Regions from separate parts of the Mus musculus genome. Here region 1 is linked to region 2. A link is a loop called in an ENCODE intact Hi-C map of the cell type or tissue named here. Cell type or tissue: gastrocnemius. All regions are shown on one strand. Links, peaks and the distances in the headings refer to the core of each region. The heading gives the core; the rest is flanking DNA. Region 1 has its middle 21 kb from the start of Gm39521. Region 2 overlaps Ikbkg (inhibitor of kappaB kinase gamma).

Region 1 (8,338 bases), core at 45-8,044, 430 kb after region 2:
CTAAATGACCTAAGCGTAGCTGCTCAGAGACCAGTTTTGTGGCTGCTTCTAATTTTTCAGAGGATAGAGGCCATTGAGGAACCCAGACATTCTCCTCTGTAATCCATGGTATGGGCATGGAACCCTCAACAGCTGATTCTAGAAAAAACCCAAGCCTTGTCTTCCTTTATTACCCTCTTGAGGAATAGGTTCAAGTCTACCCTGCTCTCTTTTCCCTAATCCCTTTCCCTCTTTATAGCCCATTTTCTTCATCATTTGAACAGCTTGTGGTGAGTACTCATTAGTCAAGGTTATTCCTAGTGCCTGTAAAATGTCTCTCCCCCAAAGATTAACTGGGAGTGGTAAGACATAGGGAGTAAACCTTCCCGTTTGACCTTCAGGTGCTTGCCAGCTCAGAGTGCGAGAGCTGATAGTGGGGCAGGACTGATAGCCTAACCCTTGCAAAGAATGTGATGACTGAGTAACGGGCCAAGCTTTCGGCCACCAGTGGGAAGAGATGATACTTTTATCTGCTCCTGTATCTAGAATCCCTTTGAAGTGTTTCCCTTCTATAACTAACTCTAAAGTTGGCCTGGAATCAAGAGGCATTATTAAGTAAGCAGAATCATTTTTAGCAGAGCCAATTTCTCTAGCAGCTTGAAGGACACCAGGGGAGGGGGAGTAGCCATGTAGGCTTGGCAAGACTATTAGCTGAGCTATTTTATCTCCTTGTGCTATAGAAAAAACACCTTGAGGACAGGAACAAAGAACTTGAAGTTCCCCCTCATAGTCTTGATTTACGACTCCAGGGTGGATAATGAGGCCTTGTAAAGCCAAGGAGGCCTGGCCCAGTATTAGGCCAACACTTCTGGATGGCAGAGGCCCTTTGAAGTCAGTGGGAATGGGCTGCATCCCCATTGAGGGTGTCAGCATGAATCGAGTGATGGCACAGAGATCCACTCTTGCTGAGACTTCTGCAGCTCTGTGGACTGTAGTGTCTGCCTGTTGTGAGCTGGGATCCCATATGTTTTGGGGCCCTGGGACCTGGGGCCCAGAAACTCATTTTTTGAATTGTCTTCACTTCTTTCTGCCTGAGGTCCAGACTGAATAAATCTGCCTCTGACGTCTTTAATTGAACGACACTCACTGGCTCGATGATAGCCTTTTCCACACCTGGTACATAGCCCTAGCACTTTCCCTTTTACGAGTGCCTGGCAGTCTCTTCTCATATGCCCTGGTTTGCCACAGTTATAGCAGACCCTGTTATTACTATTTGTATCTGAATGCCTTTGGCCTTGCAGGATGGCAGCCGCTAACCCTGCATTAGATAAGGGGCCTCCAAGCTCACGGCATACCCTTAACCAATCTTGCAGTCCTTTGCTCTTTCTAGGTGTAATTGCTGCTCTGCATTCTTGAGTGGCTTGCTCATAAATCAACTGTTCCACTAAAGGCATTGCCTGTTCAGAGTCTCCAAAAATTCTGTCTGCTGCCTCTGTCATTCTAGCTACAAAGTCTGAGAATGACTCCTGAGGATTTTGTATAATTTTTGTCAAGTATCTTCCAGACTCTCCCTTTTTGGAAAGTGCCTTCCACGCCTTAATGGCAGCAGTGGAGATTTGATTGTATGCTCCCCAATCATAATTCGTCTGATTATTAGCATATTGCCCTTGTCCTGTTAATAATTCAAATGTCCAATTTCTCTGATTGCCTTCAGCAGTGGCATTAACTTTGGCCTGTGTCTGAGAAGCATCATGCCACAACGCTTTCCACTCCATATATTGCCCCATATTAGGGAGTGCAGCCTTCACTGTTGTCTGCCAGTCTCCTGGGGTCATGGCTAAAGTAGCAAATCTTTCAATTTGGGAGATAGTGAAGTTGGCACTAACTCCATAATTGCGAACCGACTCAGCAAGTTCTTTTATCTGAGTATACTCCATGGGGGCGTGTACTCGCCCTCAATCTGCAGCTTCAAAGACAGGAAATGCCTGATATAATTTTTTCTTTTCCTCCTTTGAAAGAAAAGAATCAGAATAAAATTTCTCCACATAAGGTGGAGGTGTATTGAGACTAGAAGGCCCAGAGGTGGCCTGTTCTGTGTCTCCAGTAACTTTTAATTTTTTCTCTGATTTCTTCACTCGCCTTTCCTCTGGATGGTATCTTTCTTTTTTATAATGAGCTGCCTCATAATGTGACTCCTCTTCCTCAGAGGAGCTAAGCTCATCTGCTTTTAAACTATCAAGCTTCAAAGCCTCTAGTTCCTTTACCGGATAAAGGCTTTTCCTTTTCTGAACTTTCTCCTTTTCCTTTTTCTCTCCCTGAGGATTTATCCTCAAATTTTTCACTTCCTCTGACTCAAGGTCTCTGGAAGGGCTTTTTTCTTTGTGCACATTTTCCTTTTTTAGAGCTCTTTACCTTTCACACCATTCCGTTTCTGCCATACTGTCCTGTACTTCTTCTAATATTGCCTGCCCTGTTATTATTGCTGGATGGCATCTCTCATCCTCCAGGCACGATCTCACCAGTTTCCATAATGGCATGGTCCCTGCCTTTAATTTCCCATTCTGTTGTTCCTTAGCTAAGTCTTCCCTTAATTTCTCCCAAGAGGAAAGAGTTAACGACCCTGAACACGCGTACCAAGGTGATATACGTTCTATTTCCTTAATGAACGTTTCTAAGGTTCTTGTAGAAACTTTTATCTCTCGCTGTTTTAAAACAGAGTGTAGAGCTGTAGTTACAGAATGTGAATTTCCCATACTGCTCCCTTATCTACGAGAGGCTTAAATATGAGACAAGCACTGCGGCTTATATACGTCCGTCTGATCGTGCTTAACAGCATTCAAAACTTTTTCTTTCAGCGCCACTTCTGGTGAGTGCAGGATCAAACCGGGAGAAATAGGGTTAACACAGCCAGCATGAGAACAAAAGGCTTTCAGTTAAGGGGAGGGATTAAGAAGGATCAGAGTTACTTACAAGGATTCAGCATGCTCTCGGAATTCCAAAATCCACCGTGGTTCTGAATCTGCTCCGGTTGGTCGGAGGGTCTCCTCTAGGTGCCGCGTTGTTAAGGCGTTTTTTCCCGGGTTTCGGCACCAAGTATCCTGAGCTTATCCCCGTCCCGCGGGAAATAAACACAGGACACACCAGATTCTTCCACGGTTAACTTTTACTTCTATATCATATTGAGGTAGACAAAGAAAGCTCAGAAAGTGTGTGGCTTAAATACTTTTGGTGACGTGTCTAAACTAGGACTGGTAGCAACACCCATGATCCTCATGCACCCTGGGGATAGGTTAAAGCCCCCAGGGGTTGGGCAAAAGCCTCGGAGAAGGACTGGTGATTTTGGCTGGCTGTGCTCTCGCAGCTGCGCACAATGAGGTTTAGCACCATCTAGTGGCGGCACGTAGATTGCAGCCCTTTACAGTCTTGGGTGTTCCCAATCCTTCTATCTGTCCATGGCTTGTTTTGGATGGGTGTCAGGCCTCTCTGAGAGCCCTGGCTGCTGCCTCCTGAATGATGAGGCTTTGTGTGCAGATGGACCAGCACAGACTCAGGATCCTGCCTAGGTTGGGTTGAGCAGTTACCTATGATAGGTCCCATCTGTACAAGTTCCCAGGAGAAGGGCTGTGTGAGGGAGGAGTGGTGGTTTGGCTCTCAGAGAGACCCCTTGATACCCAAGGCCTAGGTGGAATTAAGACTCAGCCAGACCAATCCTCTCAAGATCCTGTCTGCACAGATGGCAATGGGCTTCACATAAGCACTGTATATAAAGGCTGGAGCCTTTCACTTCACTCATTCAAGAGACAGTGAGTGGTACAGTTCTGTTGGAGGCCGGTGCTGAGAGGAACATTATTGTCACCACCATGCAGTACTTCTTTCACCCATATGTAAAAAATAAAATCTGATGGGGCCTACAAAACAGTCACAGGAACCAACGAGTAGGTTTAGCAAGATTCTTGCGTGCAGGCTGTTTGGACACAGGTAGGCACCACTTCACAAACACAAACAATTACCACACCCACACACCTCCCCACCCACACACACATGAACACACACTGCTATTCTACACTAATCTGAAAGGCCTGGGAGTCACAGAATTCCCACTCTGCTGTATGAAGCCAGAGGGGAGAGCAGACAATGAGGAAGACAAGGGTAGACCTAGGCCTCAAGCTCTTCATGCCCCGTCTAGCTCACAGCCTTCTGCATCTGAGGGTGGCCATGGCAGTTTTATTCCAGTGAGGGACCCAGAAGGTACTGGTAGCCAGGTTTTTCCAGGCAGTCTCAGTCCCCAGACCCCTGTGGAGTCAGGAGTGGCAGCTGCAGAGGCAGCCGTCCTTCCCCAGATACCAAATGTCTCTGGACCCAGTAGAGATGCTTCAACAACTGGAAGTCAACTCCTGGGGTTGTTACCTTTCATAGGACACACTTTGCAGGAGCTACAGGAACATAGGGAAGCTAAAGCAGACATTTGTGACAGTGCCTGTCAGGGAGTCATGTGAGAGAATAATAACACTGAAAATTTGGCCTTTGGTGTGTGTGTGTGTGTGTGTGTGTGTGTGTGTGAGTGTGTGTGTGTGTGTGTGTGTGTGTGTGTGTGTGATATTTTTAATGCAGTGAAGAACATATGCACCATGCAGCAAATGCTGAAAGCTGCTGGGACACTTATGTATGTTTCCAGTGCTGATCCAATCTCATTTTTCACACTGATACAAATGGAACCCTTCAATATGGATTTCCTCTAAGCTGTCTCACCCACATGTGCCACTGATTCGGAGGACCACAGAAACCCCCAGCATGGCATTATTCATGGGTTATACAGTATAACCCAGGGGTTATTCAGAGTGCCTGTGCAAGCAGGTCTTATCTGTCTTGGACAGTCTAAGATGTTAAGACACTGATAGATGGTTCCATTCACACCTTCACCAAAATTGACCATTTGGTCTGAGAATGCCACCTTATACAAGGAAGCTCCACATTCTTCACCAGGCAGGCATAACCTAATGGGGTTGATGTTCCTTAGTGAGAAGCCCCATTTTAACTCCTTTGGTGATCCAAGAAAGGGTCATTACCTGCATGTACTGCTGGCACTAAGGCCTCTTTCCATATAAGAATTTAATATGAGTCTCTTATTGCTACTGTCCAAAATAGCTGATGATTACTTTAAAAAAGAACCTAGTGAAGGCATTAAGGGGGAAATTTTCCTGCAACAGCAGTATCAGTGAGCCTCCAGAATATGGGATGCAATTCAGCTACAGGGTGACCAGTGCAAAAGAACATGCCAGTTCTGATAGAGACTAGATGAGCTAAGGATGATCAGCTGAAGGTTCAGTAGCTCTCTGGAGCTTAAGTGAGGATTTCTGAGCAATGAGTAAAATTTCCATTCTGTCCCCTGTCACAAGACTGAGAAACTCACAGCTTGTATAATGTAACCATTTGGGGTACCTTTAAAAAAATACTTGGACTTTTTTCTTTTCTTTGCTTTGCTTTGCTTTGCTTTGCTTTGCTTTGCTTTGCTTAGCTTTTTTCAGCTTTATAAGGCTGACATAGATGAGCCCTATAATGGAGCTTCCTCATAAGATGGCTACTAATTATTGCAGGTATTTTACAGTGACTGTTTAGCTCCACTGGTCAGGACAAACTGGATGTTTTCCTTGTGTAAATGTTGGGAATCATCAGCCTGCAGCTTACTATTATATTTGAGGCCTTCCTTCCTTCCTTCCTTCCTTCCTTCCTTCCTTCCTTCCTTCCTCCCTCCCTTTCTCTCTCTCTCTCTCTCTCTCTCTCTGTCTCTCTCTCTCTCTTTCTTTCTTTCTGTCTTTCTTTCCTTATTTCTTTCTTTCTTTCTTTCTTTCTTTCTTTCTTTCTTTCTTTCCTTTATCTTCCTTCCTTCCTTCCTTCCTTCCTTCCTTTCTTTCTTTAGTCCTTCCGTCCCTGCTTTCTTGCTTTCTCCCTCCCTCCCTCCATCCTTCCCTCCCTCCCTCCCTCTCTCCCTCCCTCCCTCCTCCCTCCCTTAACTCCTCACTTCATTCATTTCTTTCTCGCTTCCTTCCTCCCACCCTCCCCCCTCCCTTATTTCCTACTTTCCTTCCTTCTTTTTGAAACCAGATACTCTTAATTTAGGGGTATCCAAACCATGGAATGTGTTGCCAGATTAGTATCATTTAAACATGTGACAGGGAACAAATACCAAAATGGTACCTAATCAGTCACTTAGCTGGATATAGAACCTGCAACTCACCAGCAGCAGCTGCCTGATTCTATATGAAGGAACAAACTGGTTTTGGATTTTTTCTCTTTACAGCTTTAATGTGATATAATTTATTTGAAACTTAGTTTTAATAAAACAGGTTTTCTGAAATAAGTAAGTATATAAATAAATAGGCAGAGCCTTGCAAGTGATTCCACTTAGCAGGATAGGGTGGGAATGTTTTCTAGTGATTCAGTTTCCTGCTAAATGGTGGCACTCATGGAGCAAGGAACTATCGTTCTCTCTTAGGATGTAGAAGAGTAGTAAGCAGCCATGCCTACTGAGGGACAAGGGGCACAGGCTTTCTCATTCTCTTTCTCACCCCCACCCCCATTTTCCTAAAAATTAGCAACTGCAGAAGAACATTCCAGTTACCAAGTAAAACTTGAGTTGAGCTCAGTGTTAGAACTCTGGTTGCCAACTTGTCATTCCTGATGATCAGGGTTTTTTTTTTCATTTTGCCTATTGCCTGTTTTGTCCTGAGAAAGGGCTCCACACAGCACAGGCTGGCCTCAGAATCAGCATGTAGCCAAGTACCACTTTGAACTCCTGCACTTGCTGCATCTACTGATAGAGTGCATGAATCACGGACCCATAAACCCCTCCCACCACCACCTGGTACCACCAACTAGGATCAATCCACTATCCCACATTTCACAACACCAAGCCTTTCATTGGAACACAATGAAACACCAATCTTTCATTGGGACACAATGAAAGCATTTCTAAGAGGGAAACTCATAGCTCTGAGTGCCTCCAAGAAGAAACTGGAGAGAGCACACACTAGCAGCTTGACAACACATCTAAAAGCTCTAGAAAAAAAGGAAGAAAATTCACCCAAGAGGAGTAGACTGCAGGAAATAATCAAACTCAGGGGTGAAATCAACCAAGTGGAAACAAGAAGAACTATTCAAAGAATTAACCAAACAAGGAGTTGGTTCTTTGAGAAAATCAACAAGATAGATAAACCCTTAGCTAGACTCACTAGAGGGCACAGGGACAATATCCTAATTAACAAAATCAGAAATGAAAAGAGAGACATAATAACAGATCCTGAAGAAATGCAAAACACCATCAGATCCTTCTACAAAAAGGCTATATTCAACAAAACTGGAAAACCTGGACGAAATGGACAAATTTCTAGACAGATACCAGGTACCCAAGTTAAATCAGGATCAAGTTAACGATCTAAACAGTCCCATATCCCCTAAAGAAATAGAATCAGTCACTAATAGTCTCCCAGTCAAAAAAGCCCAGGACCAGATGGGTTTAGTGCAGAGTCCTACCAGACCTTCAAAGAAGATCTAATCCCAGTTCTGCACAAACTATTCCACAAAATAGAGGTAAGGGAACTCTACCCAACTCATTCTATGAAGCCACAATTACTCTGATACCTAAACCTCAGAAAGATCCAACAAAGATAGAGAACTTCAGACCAATTTCTCTTATGAATATCGATGCAAAAATCCTCAATAAAATTCTCGCTAACCGAATCTAAGAACACATTAAAGCAATCATCCATCCTGACCAAGTAGGTTTTATTCCAGGGATGCAGGGATGGTTTAATATACGAAAATCCATCAATGTAATCCATTATATAAACAAACTCAAAGACAAAAACCACATGATCATCTCATTAGGTGCAGAAAAAGCATTTGACAAGATCCAACATCCATTCATGATAAAAGACTTGGAAAGATCAGGAATTCAAGGCCCATACCTAAACATGATAAAAGCAATCTACAGCAAACCAGTAGTCAACACCAAAGTAAATGGTGAGAAGCTTGAAGCAATCCCACTAAAATCAGGGACTAGACAAGGCTGCCCACTTTCTCCCTTCCTCTTCAACATAGTACTTGAAGTCCTAGCCAGAGCAATTCGATAACAAAAGGAGATCAAGGGGATACAAATTGGAAAAGATGAAGTCAAAATATCACTTTTTGCAGATGATATGATAGTATATATAAGTGACCCTAAAAATTCCACCAGAGAACTCCTAAACCTGATAAACAGCTTCGGTGAAGTAGCTGGATAGAAAATTAACTCAAACAAGTCAATGGCCTTTCTGTACACAAAGAATAAACAGACTGAGAAAGAAATTAGAGAAACAACACC
Region 2 (8,338 bases), core at 315-8,314:
TTCTTCTCTCCAACTGGTACCTTTCTTGCCGGTGAACTGCAGGCTCTCCTCCCAGGGCATGTGGCACTTGGGTCTATAACATGTGTTACCTCTGGTAGACATGTGGAAAGTATTCTGTCCTTTTGTTACTGTAATTAATGGTGTAGTGAAAGTACTTGTACACTGATCTGTGTGTACCTTTAGGACAGATGCTTAGATGTGACATTGGATCCTTGCCCTGGAGGAGGTGGGCAGACCTTTGGATTTTTGCCATCTCTAAGATATACCATTCTTTACTAAAGAATTTGCTTAAGTGTCTTTTTCTGGGGCATGTGGGCCCTTTTTAATTCCTCTGATGTAACTTGGATTTTCATAATTCCTACCCATTTTTCTGTTGGGACATTGCCATTTGTTCTTGGGCTTTGTAGAGCTTTTTGATTATCAGTCAGGTTGGTTTTGACTATTACAGAAGTGCACCCCTTGTTCCACATTGATTGTTAGTGTTTTGGGGCCTAGAAGCTGTTTTATACTCCTACTTACCCATTCTTTACTCCTAGTTTTTTGACTTTGGAATTATGACTGCTTTGTCAACAGAAAGGTATTTCACATGTATGCTTTCCTTTTTCTAGCCCCAGTGTGCTCTTGTTTTTGCCAAGCACATTGTTACCTTCTGTGAATGGTGGTGGCCATAGTTCATCACACTCCTGGAGTTTGTGATCACATGTTCTTCACCAGCCAAAATGTCCTAGGGAACCATTTAGCAGTGACTGACTGATCACAGAAAAGGGAACACTTCACTTGTTTTGCAAGGTTCTAGACATTTTGTGGGACCTTACCGTCATTGGTATTAGACCTGCAGTTCTAGTAAAGGAAAGGAAGTTGTAGTTGAGAAAGCAATAAATATGCCTTGCTCATTCCTTAGGTCTAAATCCTTCCTGCCCTCCTGTAAGCTTTCATGGTTCTGAGTGGTATCTGTGAATCCATCCCGGGGGCTTTTATTTACATGGTTTCTTTCCCATTAAGAGTGAGAAGGCTAAGTAGAATTCAGATTATAAAAAAGGATTTAAAAAGTAATCCTGAGCTGGGGGCTTTCTCGGAATTTTCAGGGGATGCAGAGTAAGTTTTCCATTTCCTAATTCCCAGGTATCTATCAGAAAGATCTTTAGGAAAATGTTAAAGGAACAAACAAGTTCTTTGCTTATGTGTTTTCATTTAAATACCTAATCTATAATTTTCCTTTAGGAATACTATTGGTTTAGGTTGAGTCCAGTTTTGTGGTGGTATATATCACTTTTCTATAGCTGCTTTAAAATTTTTCCTAAACTTGGAAGAGCAAGAACAACAACAACAACAACAACAACAACAAATCACTCTTTCCTGTCTGGAAGCCACATATTAAGTTTTTTCTGGAGGCTGTGAGAATCAATTCCAGGCATTCTCTTAACTTTCAGTGGTTTGTGGTAGTCCTTGGTGTTGCTTGGCTCATAGACCCATCACTCCAGTTTCTGGTTCTAGGGCCTTGTGGTTTCTTCCTCTCTTCTGTCTCATAAGGAAACCATGTTGTGCATGTGGGGTCTATTTGATTAGATTAAGGAGGATCTCCAGTTCAAGACCCTTAACTCATTCCACCTACCAAGATCCTTTCCCCAAATAAAGTCTTGTTCTCACATTATGGGGGTTTGGGCTTATATAACCCGGAGTATGGATATCATCAGAACCTGAGTAAATGCAGCCCAAAGGCAGGGCCTTTAAAGCCTTGTAATTCTGCTAGAGAGACCTGGTCTCTAGGGTGATGACCAGTAGTCTTCAGAGTTTGAAGGCAGACCCTTGTCAGTGCTTGATGCTGTTAGTAGGGTCAGTGGGAATGATTGGGAAAGGCAGGTTGGCTATAGTAGGAGAGAGCTGTTGGGCTGCCTGCAGTGGCTGCATGAGCTTCACGCTTCTTGGATAAACAGAGATGCATAGGTGCATTTCTGACCAGTACTTTATCCTGAAAGGGTCCCAGAAAGCAGGTGTGACCCAGGTTACACAGTAGGAAGCTTGAAAACATGGGCTTCATGCACTGGTCAAGACAAATCTGAGGGTGGCACAAGGTAATGGTTGGGACCTAGTACCCTTCTAGAAGGTGGGAGCCCTTGCCACCGACTTACCCTGCAGTATGGTGTATGATTAACCGTACATCAAAGATTTGAGATTCTACCATCTTTTTGACATGAGACATGCTCTTTTCTTTTGCAGAATTACTTAAGCTAGAACTGGAAAAAGTGGTCGTTCCATTCCCCTCAGGAATTAGTCTACTTGCTTTTGCACAAATTTTATGTGGCCTCTGGCAGACAACTTTTAGATCCATACAGCTAGAAGCATGCCCTTTCCAGAAGACCTGTTCTGGAATAGATAGTGCTTCTTATGTATGCTCTCTTCCTGTTGGCCCATGCCCAAGAGAAAACCAGAGAGCCAGTAAGACAGTACAGAGTGCTTCACCTACTGAAGTAATAAACGATAAGGCAGATTGTAGGTAGGAATGATATCTAAAAAGGAACAATTGCAGCCCTGTGTGTGACACCCTCAGGCAAGGTAAGGCCTACCTTTTAGTGTTTCCCCTTTCAAGGTGGGAGTTTGGAGAGATGAACAAGCACTTTGGAAGCATCCCCAGCCCTCTTTACCTGACAACAGTTTGGTCCTCACAGTGACTGCTTCATTGGAGTGCCTCTCCAGTGTTATGGCACCATCATCTGTTACCACCCAAGGCTGTGATGAAATAAGATACAACATATCCGATGACACAGGCCTGCATGGCTAGCATCTTGAACATTTTATTACATGAACATTCTCTGTACGATGGTATAAAAAGGCCCGAGGATTAAATTATGTATAAAATATGAAATAAAGAAGTAAGACTTTCAAGCATGCACTCTGTCCTCCCTTGTTGGATGTAGGGGTAGGATTGCCAGTAACAAAGGTTTTCTTTGCTATTTCTATCTCTTTAATTCCCCTGTATTACATAGGAAGTAGCTGTTACACACAGCTCTGAGGTTTCTTCTGCCTATGGCTGAGGAAAGCTCATTATTGACACAACAGAGTGGTGAAAGGGGCCAAGTCAACTAATTTGGGGCTTGAATTTCCTGTGGTTGCAGCAACAAAGTACCACACGTTAGGGAGCTTAGGCAACAGATTTCCTCTCCCTGTTAAGGATGGCAGGCATCTGAGAAGTGGGTTCCTCATAAGGGATAACCCATTCCAGTGCCCCTCTCCAGTGTGTGGCAGGTCCCAGAAATTCTTAGTTTTCTCTAGTTGTACCTGCATCTCTGCCTCTGCCACTTTTGTCACATGGCCATCTTGTGTTTCCTTTTTATAAGCACACCAGTGTTGTATACAGGTGGGTATTTGGAAACATGGAAGCATTTTGTTCAGTATCTAGTGACAGTGATGGAAAGAGATGATTTGCAGAGAAGGTCAGAGCAGCATGAGGGTCTTAGGTATGGAGCTGCAGCCAACATTATGGACATGGAAGAGAGGGATTGCTGGACTTTTGGTTTCCTGCCTGGGTACCTGGACAATCTATCTACCATTGGGAGGACTAGGTAACAGTGGAAGTTAGTTATGAGAGAAGTTGTTTGATGTTCAATTCTGATCTAGCCAGGCTCAGTGTGAGATGTCCTGGGTCCCTTCATCTTGCCTTGACTGTTAGGTGCAGTTTCATATTGAAACTGCAGGCTCTTTTTTATCCATTGCTACTGGCAACCAGTGTGATCTGGTAAATCTGTTTCCACTTTGCTTAGTGCTCTCCACTGATTTTCTGTTACTTGAGACCTAAACTCCATCTTCAGCCTTGTGTTGATCTAATGTCATGTCAACTTCTCTAAAAGCTCAGCCAATTCTACACTGGCCTTCTATTCCTTTCCTCAAACCACTTAGCACTTTTTTTTTTTAAATTTTTTTAGATTTATTTATTTATTTATTATATGTAAGTACACTGTAGTTGTCTTCAGACACTCCAGAAAAGGAGTCAGATCTTGTTACGGATGGTTGTGAGCCACCATGTGGTTGCTGGGATTTGAACTCCAGACCTTTGGAAGAGCAGTAGGGTGCTCTTACCCACTGAGCCATCTCACCAGCCCAGCACTTCTGTTTCTTAAGGCTGTTGCTCCTGTTGTCTCCTTTGCTGAGAAAGTTCTGTTCCCTAATTTGTACTGTTGACTACTTTTTGTCATCCATATAAGTGTAAACAAAAGTTCTTTCATCTGATCTCTTCATCCTAAATCATACTACCCTGTTTTAACTCACATTACTACCACTGACCTTTTCTAGTGTTTTTTTCTTTTCTACCACTAGAGGGAGACAGAAGCCGTATCAATTTAGTCGTATACTCAACACAGGGAAACTGCATTTACTGATGGCTGAGCTTGTCTGAGACGATATCAGGATTCCCCTGCCAATATCTTCATGGACGTCACTTGTCACCATAATTGGTGACTTATAGAAGTTATTAATGTACTAGAAATTATAGTACAGAAATCTTATTTTAGGACTATAGTACCAATAGCCTTTTTTTGTGGTGCTGGGGATAGAACCCAGGGTCTTTCACATGTAAGCATTCATACCATCACTGAGCTACAATCCCTGGTTATCAGCTTCTCACTTTATTTACCTTCCCCTGACTTTGACAGCCCTGTCTAGTTTGGAACTTATTATGTAATCCACGATGGCCTTGAATTTACAGCCATCCTCAGCCTCTCCAGTGCTAGGATTATAAATATATCTGACTAGCTTATTTTTTTCATTTTGTTCAGGTTTTTAATGAGTGTCTTGGTTTCAGATATGAAAAACAGAATTTGGAAGAAAGCCAGTTGGGCCAGTCTGTGGTAGAGCATGCACTCAAAGTTGAAGCAAGATGTTAATGAGTTCTAGGCTGGCTTAGGCTTCATAGCAAGATCCTATCTCATAAAACAAAAAGTTAACTGGTGATTCCCTGGAGGTGAGAGGGGTGAGGAGAGAGTGATAGTTAATGAATACAAAGTTCTTTGAGGGAAAATGAGAATATTCTGAAATTGGCTATGGCGATACTCATACATTTGTGAATGTGCAAGGAACACTTCAGATGAATGACTTTTGTTGTATATGGATTAGGTTGCAATAAAACTGGCATTTAAAATGTTATCTAAGCCCTGCAGTTTTCCAGAACTTTTTGTGACAACGAAGATGATATAAAAAGAGTTGAATATTTGCTTTTGTTAAATTTAATTTTATTAATTTTTACTTATTCACTTTATATCTCGCTCACTGTCCCATTCCTGGTCACCCCCTCCCACAACCCTTCTCCCCAAATATTTGCTTTTGAAGCTGTTTGACAGGTGAACTATTGATGAGCTCTTGGCATTGTTCCACTAAGTAGAAGGGCAGAGCTGGAGGTGAGACATGTGTGACTGACTTTGTCTCACAAAATAGAATGATCACACCATAGCCTTTCTTCTGAGTTCCACAATTGGAACTAACTGAAGACTAGCAGTTGCCTCTAAATCAGCATGGACTGGACAACACATGGGCCCTACCTACTACACCAATAGAGGAACAAAATTAAGTGGGCAAGTATGATAGGTAGTGGCCAGTGGGAAAGAAGAGACCACCTAGGCACAGCAGCTTTTTTGATTTCACTGGTGCCAAGTATCCTAGGATCAGGGCTGGGATGGAATTTGATTTGTCAGTCTGGCAGGCCCATCCATGCTCTTATGGATTTAAAGATTGGCTCCATAGTTAAGTATATTAATGGAAAAGGGACACAGATGTGAAAAGGGTAAGGATATTTGCTCTAAATATTTTGTGTGACTGAAAGAAGAGTTTAGGATGGGTTACAATGTCACAATGGGCTGAGTTCTATGACCACTGTCTAGTGGTTCTTGACCTGTGGGTTGCAACCCTTTTGGGGTCACATATCAGATATCCTGCGTGTCAGATATTTACATTATGATGCATAACAGTAGCAAAATTACAGTTGTGGAGTAGCAATATGAAAATTAATGGGTGGGGGCTTACTACGGCATGACGAACTGTATTAAAGGTTGCAGCATTAGGAACGTTGAGAACCACTATGTGGGGCCCATTTTGGCTATAATAGGCAGAGTCACAGAAAGTGTAAGGAACTTACATCTGTGTTAGAATGAAAGGGAATCACACTATGTAGGAATCAGTGCATTAATGGGGAGACTTCACACTTGAAGATACAAAAGAGGGACTCCAAGCTGTAGAGGATCAGGTTTTGTGTTTACTAGAGAATTGACAGGTTCCAGGGTTAGGACAGAGAAAGCACAAGGAGCCAAATAATATTGTCCCAGAAATATAAGGATGCTCTTAAAGAAAAACTGAGACACATTTAGCTGCATTAGGCATAAAAATCAAAATGACTGCAGGCTGAAATAAAAGTGGGCACATAACAATAGCAACTGTTATTGCTATTGTGCCAGAATTACCTTGATAATTCTGAAGGTATCTTGAAGGGAAGCAGCAAGAATTTAATATATTTAGCAAATGATAGAACATTGCTGATAGTTATCAGGGTGAGATATTGGATTTTTCATTTAAAAATACTTATTTGCAAATTTTTTTCTCTTTTTTTCTTTTTATTTTGTTTGCAAATTATTTTTAGTTATGTATATGTATACATGTATGGAGTATGCACATAGGTACAGGTGTTTGTAGATGCTAGAGGATCTGACTGCCTGCAGCTGGAGTTACAGAGAGTTGTGGTCTGCCTGACATGGATGATAGAAAACAAACTTGGGTTCCCCGAAAGTGCAAATGCTCTTAACCAATAAGCCATCTCTCTAGCCTCATAGGATTTATTATTTTTATTTTTATTATTTCTAAATTTGAGATAATACAATTACATCATTTCTGTCTTTCCTTTCCTCCATCCAAACCTTTTCATATACTTCTCCTTGTTCTTTTTCAAATTTATGGTCTCATATTTCATTATTGTTTTACATACATACATGTATATGTATATACATATGCATGTATATATATACACATATACATGTGTGTATGTCTATGTTTCTAAATATATAAGTATGATCTGTTCATTCTGTATATTACATGACTTTTTAAAAATTATGTATTTATTGTATGTGCTATAGCAGATATACAGAGTGCAGAGGACAACTGGCATGAATGAGTCTGTTTTCTTATTCAGCCATATAGTTCCTAAGGCTGGAACTCAGGTTCTCTGGCTTGGTGGCAGTTGGTTTTTTTTTTTCCCCACTGAGACATCTAACTAGCTTTGGATTTGTTATTTTTTGTAAGGTGTCTTAGTGGATATTTATAAAACAACTAGGATATTCATAAGGTACATCATGGTGGGTTAGATCTTTAAGGTATTTTCCCTCATGTTCCTTTTTAAAAGCCCACAAAGTGTGGGTATCATCTGTTCCTGATATAACAGGAAGAACCTAAGTAGCTCTGAGGATGTTTATCTACTCCTGAAACCATCCTCCTACCTCAACCTGTTAGCTGCTGGATTACATGTGTGTATCCCTTGGCTCAGCTTGAAACACACACACACACACACACACACACACACACACACACACACACACACACCCTACACACAGCTTTCTCCCTGTAGCACTGGGTGTCTTAGAACTTGCTCTGTAGAATAGCTTGTCCTTGAACTCAGAGATCTGCTTGCCTTTGCCTCCTGAGTGCTGGGATTAAAGTCCTGCACCACCACTGGTTGGCAAACTTATCTTCTTTTAAAACAATATTATACAAGAATTATTTTATTGTAAAAAGTAAGTAAATCAAAAGCATCACACTGCTACATTAATGTAGCCACTCAAACTGTAAAAGTCCCCAGACTTTAGCACAACTGGTTACATGATGGAAATACCATTTAGGCTGTGAATGTACTTAGATAGCACCACCTGCCAAAACAAAAACAAAGACCTAAAATCCATCAAAGTCCATAGTTCTGGGAAAGTCTCTAAATATTCTAATCTTAACTCTTTTTTTGCTTCTGTAGTTCTTCTAGCTAACCATTTTTCTTAACTGAATTATGTTAACCAAGGATTTGTTTTTTGTGTTTAAAGGCACAACCTGAGAAAGGCTTGGGGGCTGCGCTGGGATCCCGAACACCCAGTGTAATTGCTGACTGACTAATAAAGACTTTCTATTGGCTTAAACCTATGTCTGAGCAGTCTTCTCTGTGGATACCCCATAATAAAATAAGCACTTGCCCACAACCTAAGGTTATATTTCTCAATGTACTCCTATATAGCTGTGTAGCTTCTTGGAGACACAATTATCTCAAAAAGAAGACTCATATTCAACCTGAAGACATTCATTAATAGAAGAGAGGATAAAATCA

The links. Peaks named below come from ENCODE experiments on the same cell type or tissue, not always from the same donor. Only the 100,000 strongest peaks of a DNase experiment are listed, where the experiment ranks them.
Region 1: a loop joins it to region 2, with 8 times the contacts of the local background. A loop is called at or near these places in 2 of 42 quality-filtered maps.

The regions. Positions count from the first base shown.
Region 1 is chrX:74,876,932-74,885,269 of GRCm38, forward strand. No RefSeq gene overlaps it. Among named protein-coding and RNA genes, the nearest start is that of Gm39521, 21 kb to the left of the region's middle. In gastrocnemius, for the core only: a CTCF peak has its summit at 3,389 (motif pointing left); no DNase peak of the experiment used is centred there; H3K4me3 peaks cover 283 bases.
Region 2 is chrX:74,448,640-74,456,977 of GRCm38, forward strand. Ikbkg (inhibitor of kappaB kinase gamma) reads left to right here. Exons shown (of 10, transcript NM_010547.2): 10 at 1-5,139. Among named protein-coding and RNA genes, the nearest start is that of Ikbkg, 23 kb to the left of the region's middle. In gastrocnemius, for the core only: a CTCF peak has its summit at 4,297 (motif pointing right); no DNase peak of the experiment used is centred there.